4 separate regions of the Homo sapiens genome follow, and regions 2, 3 and 4 are each linked to region 1. A link is a contact called in ENCODE Hi-C data. All regions are on one chromosome and are shown on one strand. The core of a region is the stretch at or near the end of the contact, and the rest is flanking DNA. Distances in the headings are between cores, read along the strand shown.

Region 1 (2,792 bases), core at 290-2,789:
GGCTCAGGCTCCTGCTCCTCCCCACTGGGCCCACTGAGGTCGCTGGGCCTCGAAGCTTCTGGACCCCTCAGGCACTCAGCTCCAGGTCACTGACGTATTTCTGGACCCACTCCTCACTGGGGTCAGCACAGACCTGCCGGCCTCTCTTGGTTAGGAAGCTGTGGAGAAGGGAGGAAGAGTTAAGCACTGGGGAATCCAGCCGGGGAATCCTGGGCCCACCATGGCCCTGACATCCTGCTCTCTGTCCTGGGCAGCTCAAGGCCTGCTCCTCTCTCAGGGGCCCCCTGCCTATCTCCGTCTAGAGAGCTTCTCTCAGTGACTCCAGGCAAGGGGGCCCTCAGAGTGTCCTGCTGCCTCCTTCTTCCTGTCCCTTTCCTCTGGCCTGGGGCAGCCCTTCCTGACTCTGTAACACCCACCTCACTCCAGCCCCAAGTCAGGTCACACCTCAGTGCCCTGCGTCCTGTATCCCCGATAGGCTCCTGAAGGCTGGGCCTTTCCAGGATGGCCTTCTGGCCTGTTTCTGCCCCCACCCTGACACTCCCTACCTCCCTAGAGGTGAGCAGGAAGACTGGCACTTACATGACACTGGGCTTGGAGCACTGGCTGCTCGTCTCAAAGTAGTCAGCTATGAAATTCTGTGGAATCTGTCGGGAGGTGTAGCTGAAGCAGCAGGCGGTCGGCGTGTCAGCAGCAACTGCGGAGAAAGGAGAGAATAAGCCCGAGTCACAGCTCAGAAGAAAAGGCCAGGCAGCTTCTGATCCCTGAGTGGTTGAGGAGGGCAGGCTTGCTCAGACCAAGTGACTGCAAGGCATTTGGGGGGTTTTGCAGAGAAATGTCTCTTTGTTTCTGTCTATATTCCTCTTTCCCCTTGACTCTTCATAGTGGGTTCTCTGTTTCTCTATGTGATCCAGATACCTGAATGGACTGTTCTCTTAGCTCTCTTCATGGAATTTTGTCGGTTCAAGAAGTCATACCCCAGCCCAAGAGAAGCCCTGGACATCTCTCATAAGACATCCAAGGGACAGGGCTCCTGGGAGACCTAGGGTGAGCTGGAGAGTGAAGAACAGACCCCACTGGGAAGTAAGCAGCCCTGGATTCTGCCTCTTGCAAACTGATTCGTTTTGAACCCTGTTTTTCTATCTGTACAAGGGACTGTAACTCCCCTGCCCCTGCCTAGATTCTCATACCTGGAGACTAGGAGGGCTAAGACCCCTTCTAGAGATAAAAATAAAAGTTGTGAAGAAAAAGACCAAGGTGTTTGGCAGCGCTTTAAGAACTTCCTTCTTTTCTCTTCGGGGCTCTCAGGCCACAAAAAAAGACTGATGTGGTCTAACCATGGCCAGAGAGTGGTGATACCCACAACAACAACATGGACTCACGTGGTGCAGAGAGGACCTGGTTGCAGAGAGCCATGGTGCAGAGGAGGACGGCAAGGGCAGCAGTGGAGACCTGCATGATTGGGAGCAGGTGATGGAATGTGGGCTCGAGTGTCAGCAGAGCCAAGAAGGGACTGACTACTCTTTGCTGCCTGCGTCCTTCTGATGTCTGAAGCCATCTCTCCTCTTTATAGGCAGCCCTGGCGGATGGGGAAATGGAATCTGGGGGTGAGGAGGGAAATTTTTAAGTGTAGTGATGCTGTCATGCTGAGTGTTGCACAACTCAGGGTCCCTGGTGACCACAGGGGCTCAGGATATCCAAGAATAGCATCTCTGAGCTACTCTCTAACTCTCAGCTCTCAACTCATGACTGGTTCTAGCTTCATGGGGTTTCTCCTGTGAGTGTGAAGAGGGGTGTGTGTCAACCCAAGGCTATTCTTAGTTGATCCCTTCTCATAAGAACTGGTCTATGCAGCCAGGCATGGTCGCTCACACCTGTAATCCCAACACTTTGGGAGGCCGAGGCTGCAGATCACCTGAGGTCAGGAGTTTGAGACCAACCTGACCAAGAAAGAGAAACTCCATCTCTACTAAAAATACAAAAGTAGTCAGGCGTGGTGGCACATGCCTGTAATCCCAGCTACTCGGGAGGCTGAGGGCAGGAGAATCGCTTGAACCCAGGAGGTGGGGGCTGTGGTGAGCTGAGATCATGCCATTGCACTCCAGCCTGGGCAACAAAAGTGAAACTCCATCTCAAAAAAAAAAAAAAAAAAGAATTGGTCTATGCATGAACTCTCCAGCCCCATTCCTTCCCACAGAGCTGTAATTCTGCTTCCTCAGCTGCTATAACCACAAGGATAGGGTCAATGGGCTGATGCTGTGGAGGGCTAGACAACCCCCAGTCCTCCCAGAGGAAAGGAACTCAATGAAAGCTGGAGGAATAGAAAGCATGAGGTCACGTTTCAGTCATTTGTCTATTTATTAGTCTCGGAGTGACTGGGGCGCTGTGTTAAACGCTAGTTGTGGATCATAAAAATACTTTAGAGGTGGGTGTCAGTATGTCAGGTGCCTAGAAATATGTGTAGCCATTAACCTAGAAAAAGCATTTCTGGGAAAGAGTTCTGTGGAAACAACCCAAATATGGAGCCATCTTCAAACATAAAGATACCTGACCCAGCATCATTTATAACTCTAAAATAAGCAAAGCTAAATTTTTCTCTATCAGGGAATGATAAATTATCCACAAGATCCTTTATTATTAAGTCTCTAACGTGAATGAAGTGGCATAAATATGCTTATAACATCAGTGGTTAAAAAAAAAGCAAGATAAAACATTATACAAATTCTATAAAATTTGAAGAATTGTATAAAGATATATATATGCCATGCCAACTCTAGGCATGGAAAAAATTAAAA
Region 2 (2,792 bases), core at 195-2,694, 1.8 Mb before region 1:
TACCTCATGAAATGTAGCTAGTAAAAGCTAACTCACACTAACCAATTCTGTCTCAAAACCTCTTCTCCCAAAGCTATAAATTCAGTAGGTTTATTTTCTGCCCTCCGAGTTATCATATGTGACAGTTTTACCAAATGTTTCACTACAGCATTCCATAGGTTGCCATTTCTCTAGCCCCTATAATAATTTCTCTGCTGTCTGCCACCCAGCTGCAAAGCCAAATCTGTACATCTTATCCTTTGGTTAGAGCAATTTCTCTCTTCTAGGTATTAATTTCTGTATCGGCCAGCTTTTGCTGCAGCAACAAGCAACCCCAAAATATCTGTGGCTGATAACAAGAAACATTTCTCTTTTTTGCTCTTAAGTCTGCGGGCCAACTGCAGCCCTTCATTAAGCTGTGGGTCATGTCAGTCTTTGTCACAAGTCTTCCCAATTCCAGGGTCCAGCTAAAGGAACAGCTCTTGCTCAGGACAGGACATTCTACTGGCAGAGGGTCCAAGAGAAAGAGGATTATCAGAAACTTGCAATGCTTTCAAAGCTTCTGCTGGGATCTGGCATGTCATATCTGCTAACATTCTTTTTTTTTTTTCTGAGACAGTCTCACTGTGTCACCCAGGCTGGAGTGCAGTGGCGCGATCTCAGCTCACTGCAAGCTCCACCTCCCGGGTTCACACCATTCTCCTGCCTCAGCCTCCTGAGTAACTGGGACTACAGGCACCCGCCACAACACCCGGCTAATTTTTTGTATTTTTAGTAGAGACAGGTTTTCACCGTGTTAGCCAGGATGGTCTCGATCTCCTGACCTCATGATCCGCCCGCCTCGGCCTCCCAAAGTGCTGGGATTACAGGCCTGAGCCACCGTGCCTGGCCCATATCTGCTAACAGTCTATTGGCTCAAGGGAGGTACATGGCCAACCTCAAAGTCAACGGTGTGAAGAAATACATTCTAAACCCTTTTAAATGAGAATAGAGCCTCCTGCAGATTTGAAGGAGCTCTTGATATGTTCTTATATTAATCCTTTTGGTATGTGTATTGCAACATAATCTCCCATTTGTAACTTGTTTTTAAGTTGTCTCCTTAAAAAGTATGTTAATATTTTTATTGAAAAGATGTATAGGTTTAACAAATTGTAGTAGCTCCACTATCCAGACAACCATTTTCATTTTTATTGACCTTCTAGTCCCTGTACACATTAAACAAACTCCACCCCAGAGTTACATACTATAATGAGTAACTCAATGCAATTATCAATTTCTACAACATGCAATGCTACCCTAAGAACTGCCGCAAATTTTAAGTCCAGAAGATAAAGAAACAGAAACTTAGCAAAAGATAAATATTTACAAATACAGTGTAGAAAACTGCAAAATATTTCAACAGTTTTAAAAAATGCTTTCTTTCAGGCAGACTCCAGGGACAACAGTGAGCAGGGAACCGCGGACAGTCTCCAGATCTCAGAAAGAGGAACTTGAGCAAAAACGAAACAGAAAAAAAAAAAAACAAGAAAAACTATTCTTTCGAAACCTTCCAGCCACCTCAAAGTGAGACCCGTAAGCAAACAGGTATACTTCAGAAGTCTCTAATTCTCATTAGTTGACTTTCAGTAATCGATGTTGGCCCCATGCAGATGTTTTAAATCACTAACACAAACATTGCTGTCTTTGGTATTCTTGCAGTGTTTTCATTTATGAGAAAACCTGCAGAAGAAACTGCTTGAACCAAAGCAAAGTAGCAAGGAAACAGGTTACTATATAATCAGAAGGCCCTAAGAAAGGTAGCAGCAGGTCATATAATTACCTCCTTGTGGATAAAATCCCTGTCCTCAAACTACGCAACCTACTACCTGTACTTCTTCCTTAGGAACCAATTTTTTCTTGCCAGTCTTCTACTTGGCAGATGCCCTTTAAAGAAACCTGTGAAATTAAGCCACCTTTTTTGATTTTTTTTTCCAAATTCAAACCAGTTAGAATTGTTTCACAGATGCTTTTAAAAAGTTATTGGCCATATGATGTTCATCAAAACCACAAATGCATTTGCTTAAAACCAAACTTCAAATAAGTTAGGAAGGGGCGAAAGTAATTCAATTACATTAGAAGATGCAAACCAGTAGTCTAAGCCTCAGCCCACCATATATTGTTGGAGCACATATTTTATTGAAAGCGTTTAATCTTCAAAATTCAAACATCAAATCTCATAAAATCTCCGGCCTTCCTTGATCAATTAGAAAAGTAGATGACACAATGTAACTCCTGCTTGCTGCCTATCACCTGGAGCAAATTAACACCCTGCCTGTCCCCTTTAGATGCCATGCGTTTTCTAGTCATAGTCAGCTCCTCCTGGGACTCTGAAGGTATTTCAGCTTTTCAGTTTTTGACCCCTGAATTATAGTAAATGGAAGCAAATTCTGATCATGATTTTTGTCAACATTAAAAACAAGCTTTTTGAAACTGTCACTCTCTCCGCAATGGTACTTTTAAGTATTTTTACAAAATGTACCCATTCTCCATAATTTGGTCCACTTACTCCGCCTGGCTATTAAGGCTGTAAAATGGACCCTTATGTAATTAATGAAACATGTAAATTCATTTTTCTCCAGGCCTTACTTAGTTAATTAGTTAGAAAAAGATAAGTTTCCAACTGCAGAGTAGTAGTAATATCTACAGTGGAGACACATGTCAGAAAACCACAAAATTCCTGTGAATGAAAGAATGACTGTACTTGCCTCATGTTCTGCAGGCAAGTTATGCATGTTGTCAGTTTAACTAAGATTATGCCAAAGAGAATTTCGTGA
Region 3 (2,792 bases), core at 163-2,662, 1.6 Mb after region 1:
AGACAAGTTCAGGGTGGTGTGGCCATAGACTTACATTACTGTAGTCCATTTGTTGCAACTAAGGAGCCAGCATTGTTACACTACTGTTAACTAAACTCTACACTTTATTCATATTCCACTAATTTTTCCTAATGACTTTTTCCTATTCCTGGATCCCATCCAGGGTGCCACATTGCACTCAATCATCGTGTCTCCTTAGCCCCCCAGTCTGTGACAGTTTCTCAGGCTTTCCTTGGCTTTGGTGACCGTGACAGTTTTGAGTAGTAGGGGTGAAGTTCTTTGTAGAACATCCATTGCTTTGGGTTGTTCTGATGTTTTTCTCCTGGTTAGGCTGGGGTTACGGTTTTCTGGGGGAGGACCACCCTAGAGGTGAATAAAGGCACCATTTTTAAATTGCTGTGAGGTGCCCTGAACTAAGAAGTGAGACCAAATCTACCAGGGCTATTCAGAAAAAAATCAGAGAAATCTTACTTTTGAGGTCTTTAAATGGTAGTGGTGGGGTATAGAAGGATTCCTTGGAAATTTTTTCCTAAGGAAGTTGTTTGTTGCCTATCATCATGGTGGTGACTAAATGAGCCTTTATCTGACATATAGACAAGATTTGACATTTGTTCTTTTCCTCCCCATTGGCTCTAGAGTGTGGCCTTGGGTGAGTCAAGCCTTCTTCCTTGGCCTCTATAGAATTAGGAAGTTGGAGCTAATGACCTTGGAGGCCTCTTTCCACTGTAATGGCTTATGCTATAATAGGTGGCCCATAACTCCCCTCAACATCTGTGAATTCCAAAGTTGGGCTCCCCTCTGCTCCTCTATCAGTCCAGGCTGTTTGTATTCAGGTGACATGTGCCCCTAGGGACGTGGCCCACCCCAACCCCCTTTTCAAAGCCTTCCTTGCAGACAAACACACACACAAAAACAAGCCCTAGATATTTGCAGCATGGATCTCCACTTCGAGGCACTCAGTGAACATTCCAGGGCAGCAGTGCCCAGAGCCGGACCCCTGCCCTGGCCATCCCTGCAGCCCTGCTGACACAGCACAAGAGCCAGCATGGCCAGGGTCACAGGCAGACCTACACGCCACACCATGCTGGAGGCTCTTTCACCCCAAGGGGCTGTTTTGGTTCAGCAGCTCCTGTGTCTTGAATAAGTTAATCACTGATGACAAGAGATTAATTTATAACCGGACAGCAGACAAGATAGTTCGGGCTTTGGCGAGGTGGCACTGAACTGTGGCGCAGGGCATTGCTCAAAAGACACCTGGGTCTGCAGCTTGGTGCAGAGGCTGGGAACTTCAGATCCTCACCGGTTCCCCAGAGGCCACTTGGTCCAAAGAGAGGAAACACGTGCTGAGGACTTCTGTTTCCTCTCTCCAGCACATTTACTTGTAGAAAACATGTCCAGGCAACAGGCAGGCCCGTTAGAAAAGTCCAGTTAAGAGAGAGCACCGGCATGCCAACCCAGCCCAGGCCCATTGGAGGAAGAGGGAGAGGGGTGGGGAGAGAGGAAGTCATGGAAAGATGTGGAAGGATAGATGGGAGCCTGGGGTGAGAGCTCATTCCTACAGCCTGAGTCACCCAGCGTGTGGATTCTCCCCTCCAGCTCAGGCAGGGCTCAGGCAGGTCTTTGAGGATCTGCCCTCCCATCCCACAGGCATCCTCTCTGTTGTTTCTAACGTTAACCTCCTCATTCTGGGCTCAAAAAAGAAAAAAGATGGAAGTGCAGCATGATGTGCAGGCCTCTCTGGGGCCTGACCTTCATGCTCCAGATACTGCTTTTATATTAAGTAAGGTGACCCTTCTCTGCCACACTGGAGATGCGTGGCTGTAGATATTGGCTTTAGGGACTACTATTTCTGCCAGCTTCAGCAGTCTCCTATATCCAGCCAGGATAGTTTAGAGTTCTTAAATCAGGCCTATTTATCAAAGAAGTCCATGGCAATACTTCCCTGATGGCCATGGGACCTCAGGAGCCCACAGTCTAACTAGAGAAAGAACATGAGAAAGAGGGAGACAGGAAATGGGACTGAAAATAGGATGGAAGCTGCATGAAAAATGGGGGTGCAGAGGAACTCCTCTGGGGACTGCCAAAATATGGGCTTCTTACCTAAAAGGGCTCTGGGAGCCCAGCTGAGTGGTGGGTGACTTACGCTTGATCGTCCCCCAGGAATGGATTCTTGTCATTTGGATTCAACCCTGCTGCCCTGTCCCCATTTGTTCACCCCATGTGCACCAATGTCTCTGTCTCTGTCTTTGTTTATGTCATTCCCTTGACCCAGAATGCCCTTCCCAGCCATCAAGACCTGGCTGGGACATCATTTGTGCTGGAAAGCCTTCCACAGATCTTTATGTGGGACCTCCTTCTCTTTGGTCCCCGTGCTTCTTTGTATCTATTGCAACAGTATCTGTTGGTTCTGATAGGCAGATTCGTGTCACCTGGGGGACCTTGTTAAATACACAAATCCTAGCCCTGAATCACAATCTCTTGGGGTGGGTTTTGGGAAGCTGCTTTCATTGGTCTTCATATGTGTTTTGAATGCCTAGCCAGGGTTGGATATGTCTTTTCTGGACTGTGTCTCCTGGGGGTGGGCACAGAACTTACATCATGGTGACCACATGTCACTGTGCCCAGACAGCCTCCTAGGCCTGGCAAAAAGGGATGCAGAGTGCAAGGCCCACACCCTTTAATTCACACCATTTTAATTCATTCATAGTTCCTGCTTCATGCCCCAGACACTATGCTGGGTCCTGGGGATACAAGAGCAAAACCCAACATAGTTTGCCTTCACACGGCTTCCA
Region 4 (2,792 bases), core at 129-2,628, 1.1 Mb before region 1:
GAAGGCAGAGGTTGCAGTGAGCTAAGATCACACCACTGCACTGCAGCCTGGGTGACAGAGCAAGATTCCTCTCAGAAGAAAAAAAAAAGAGTTGATGAGAGGATCAGAGTTGAGAAAGTACAGTACAGGCTCTTGCTCATTCTACCCTTACTGAGAACCTACTATGTGCAACGTACCATGGATACAATTCTAGCAAAGCAGACCCTGATTCTCAATACATACTATGATTGGAGTAAATACCAGGTTCTCCTGAGTACTCAACCCTGGTAAGTAAGAAGAGGCTTCATGGAAGAGGTGACTTCTAGGCTGAAACCAGTTGGCCAGATTAAGCTTGGGGAAGGTGTGTAAAAGAACGCTTACATATGCTAAGGTCTGAGGTGAAAGAGAACGTGGGCAATTTGTTGGAATTATAAGGAGCAGAAACGTAATTTGGAGGGTGACGACTACCTAGAGATATCATAGTCTGATTAGGTGAAGGACTCAAAAGTTTGGCGATGAAAAGCAGGAGGGAGATAGAGTAGTAGCCTAGTAGAATTAGAGATGAGGGAGGTTCTTCCTATTAATTCAGAAAGGAATATGGGAACAAACTCACTGATAAGACAGTGTTCTCCACAACTCAATATTTAGTTATTAGGAAGGCAACCAAATGCCTTCACTTCTTTTCCTTTAACAATGGCTTAGTTTGACTAAAGTGTTTCTCACAAGATACACACAAAAAAACAAAATACAAGAGCAAATGACGGATAAAGCTGTAAACCTAACGTTTTACTTTTCTAAGATTTATATAATCAGTGATTTAATTGGACCTAACTCCACATCCAGAACTCAAATGAAAGAAAACTTCTGGCCGGGGGCCGTGGCTCATGCCTATAATTCCAGCACTTTGGGAGGCTGAGGAGGGTGGATCACCTGAGCTTGGGAGTTCGAAACCAGACTGACCAACACAGCAAAACCCTGTCTCTACTAAAAATACAAAATTAGCCGGGCATGGTGGCGCACATCTATAATCCCAGCTACTTGGGAGGCTGAGGCAGGAGAATCACTTGAACCCGGGAGGTGAAGGTTGCAGTGAGCCGAGATCACACCATTGCACTCCAGCTTGGGCAACAAGAGTGAAACTCCGTCTCAAAAAAAAAAAAAAAAAAAAAAAAAAAAAAAACCTGACTCACTTCTGAAGACAGGATTTTCCCAGTTTCTAATGCAGCTTCATCTAGCTAATGAAACTTAAGAAAACAGTTTGAGGTTACCTGATTTTGCCAGTTTCAAAACATTGCCACGACAGAAAGCAAGCTGTCTCTAGTTCCTGTGGCTGAGGTCGCTGGAGCCATGTTCAGATGAGATCATCTCAGGAACCAAGAGCAGCGGCTTTCATGTGAAGTGAATGGTGCCGCCTGGGGATGTATCTTTGGTAAGCAAGATTGCAACACAGCAGGGAGTTTACCCAGGGCAGTGCTGACTCACGCTGGGCAAAATTTGTACTTCCCAAACAACTCAGCCTGAACCAACCGCAGTCAACTGCAACCTAGGAAAGAAGAGGCAGCTCACTGATTGTTTTAAATCAAGTGCTGATTACTGGGGGCAGGTAAACCTCATTCCCCCACTACTGGTAACTTGGCCACCTCCAGAGCCCTTACCCAAAAAGTTCCAGTGGCCAGTTTCTAAAATTTCATCTGAGAACAGGCTGGGGCTGGGGCCAGCAAGATTACTGAACATAGCAGGTTCACAGCTCTGAAGATTTCCCCAGGAGGCTGATAAATAAGTCACTTTGCATTTACAAATTAGAACATCTGGGTCAGTGGACTCAGGGAACTTGCCCAGTCATCATTAGCCAGTCAAATCATTAGGGTGAATTTTTGTCAGTTCTAACCAGGCTCATTGTTCTTTTTTCCCACTAGGCCTCCTCTGACCTCTCTATTTCTTCAGACAACTCAAGTTCTCTCATTAAGATAGATGCACTGGAATTTTTTTTTTTTAATCAGCTGCCACATTCTCTATGCTAAAGCCAAATCATTTACCATCACACCTACTGGATGCATAGGGAATACAGAAGACTATGAAAATCACCTTAACACTTGCTCTGAAAAGAGACATCCCTAAATTTATGTCAATTCTCATTTATTAGCCTGCTTATTTAAAAAATCAATCTAGAATGACTGGCTCATCAACAGCTATTAATTACTGAATTTGCCCTGACAGGCTAGAATTGACATTGGTGTTATACAAAAAAAAAAAAAAAAGATCAAGTCCTTGCTTTTTGTGTGCTTTAATTTGACAAGAGAGAAACTAAAGTTCCTATTAGATCCTTCTGTTTCCTGCTTAAAATGTATGACAGTTCCCCAAGGCCATCAGCTATTTCTTAGCAGGGCATTTGAGGCCTCTGCACCCAGCTTCGTTCATCCTTTAAGGTAGGTCTCACATGGCATGAACTCTGGATGTAGCTGCCAACTCAGCTTGTCATTCAATAATGTTAGGTTAATTAAAATGTACGTGCAGACAGAATTTGAGTTTAAAAACTATACTACTTAATTTTCTATTCAAGGGGCTAGTTTTAAAAAGTTATTTATCCAACTCACTTAATTCTCCTTAATTACATTATTCCAGTAGGATAGCCACGCTGAGCTTTGATAAGGTATTATAAAATGTTCCCTGTTTTATTTCCTCCCCTTCAGTGTTTTCCTTTCAGAAAATGGCTTTGTTTAAAGAAGTTTCCCTATAGTACATGTTAATTAGTCCTTTCTGAATGATAAACACATCTTTATAGCAGCTGACAACCATTATCTCTTCAACCACAC

The links. Hi-C counts contacts between places; a loop is a spot of excess contacts on that map. Pooled maps may share reads with other maps.
Region 2: a loop to region 1 is called in a map with no recorded cell type, with 9 times the contacts of the local background. The contact joins the enhancer-like site here to the promoter of CCL3L3 in region 1. A Hi-C loop is called at or near these places in 2 of 37 single-sample maps with no recorded cell type and 2 of 50 pooled maps.
Region 3: a pooled map shows a loop between it and region 1 (11-fold over the local background). The contact joins the enhancer-like site here to the promoter of CCL3L3 in region 1. A Hi-C loop is called at or near these places in 2 of 37 single-sample maps with no recorded cell type and 2 of 50 pooled maps.
Region 4: a loop to region 1 is called in a map with no recorded cell type, with 11 times the contacts of the local background. The contact joins the promoter of RFFL here to the promoter of CCL3L3 in region 1. A Hi-C loop is called at or near these places in 4 of 37 single-sample maps with no recorded cell type and 2 of 50 pooled maps.

The regions. Positions count from the first base shown.
Region 1 is chr17:36,195,219-36,198,010 of GRCh38, forward strand. CCL3L3 (C-C motif chemokine ligand 3 like 3) reads right to left here and starts at 1,540. Exons shown (of 3, transcript NM_001001437.4): 1 at 1,380-1,540; 2 at 580-694; 3 at 1-158. The coding sequence starts at 1,455. The coding sequence ends at 68. LOC128966706 (a long non-coding RNA gene) reads left to right here. Exons shown (of 2, transcript XR_008485584.1): 2 at 912-1,249.
Region 2 is chr17:34,377,352-34,380,143 of GRCh38, forward strand. No RefSeq gene overlaps it. Among named protein-coding and RNA genes, the nearest start is that of CCL1, 16 kb to the left of the region's middle. Within about 2 kb of position 1,445, at least 3 of the 41 ENCODE cell types and tissues checked have a DNase peak (open chromatin) inside an H3K27ac peak, as active enhancers do.
Region 3 is chr17:37,823,544-37,826,335 of GRCh38, forward strand. No RefSeq gene overlaps it. Among named protein-coding and RNA genes, the nearest start is that of HNF1B, 80 kb to the left of the region's middle. RefSeq lists enhancers at 1,246-1,540, 1,298-2,045. Within about 2 kb of position 1,413, at least 3 of the 41 ENCODE cell types and tissues checked have a DNase peak (open chromatin) inside an H3K27ac peak, as active enhancers do.
Region 4 is chr17:35,062,329-35,065,120 of GRCh38, forward strand. RFFL (ring finger and FYVE like domain containing E3 ubiquitin protein ligase) reads right to left here and starts at 1,379. Exons shown (of 7, transcript NM_001017368.2): 1 at 1,248-1,379. The region is part of intron 5 of RAD51L3-RFFL (RAD51L3-RFFL readthrough); the gene reads right to left. RefSeq lists enhancers at 930-2,129, 1,216-2,011, 1,461-1,560 and a silencer at 1,151-1,220.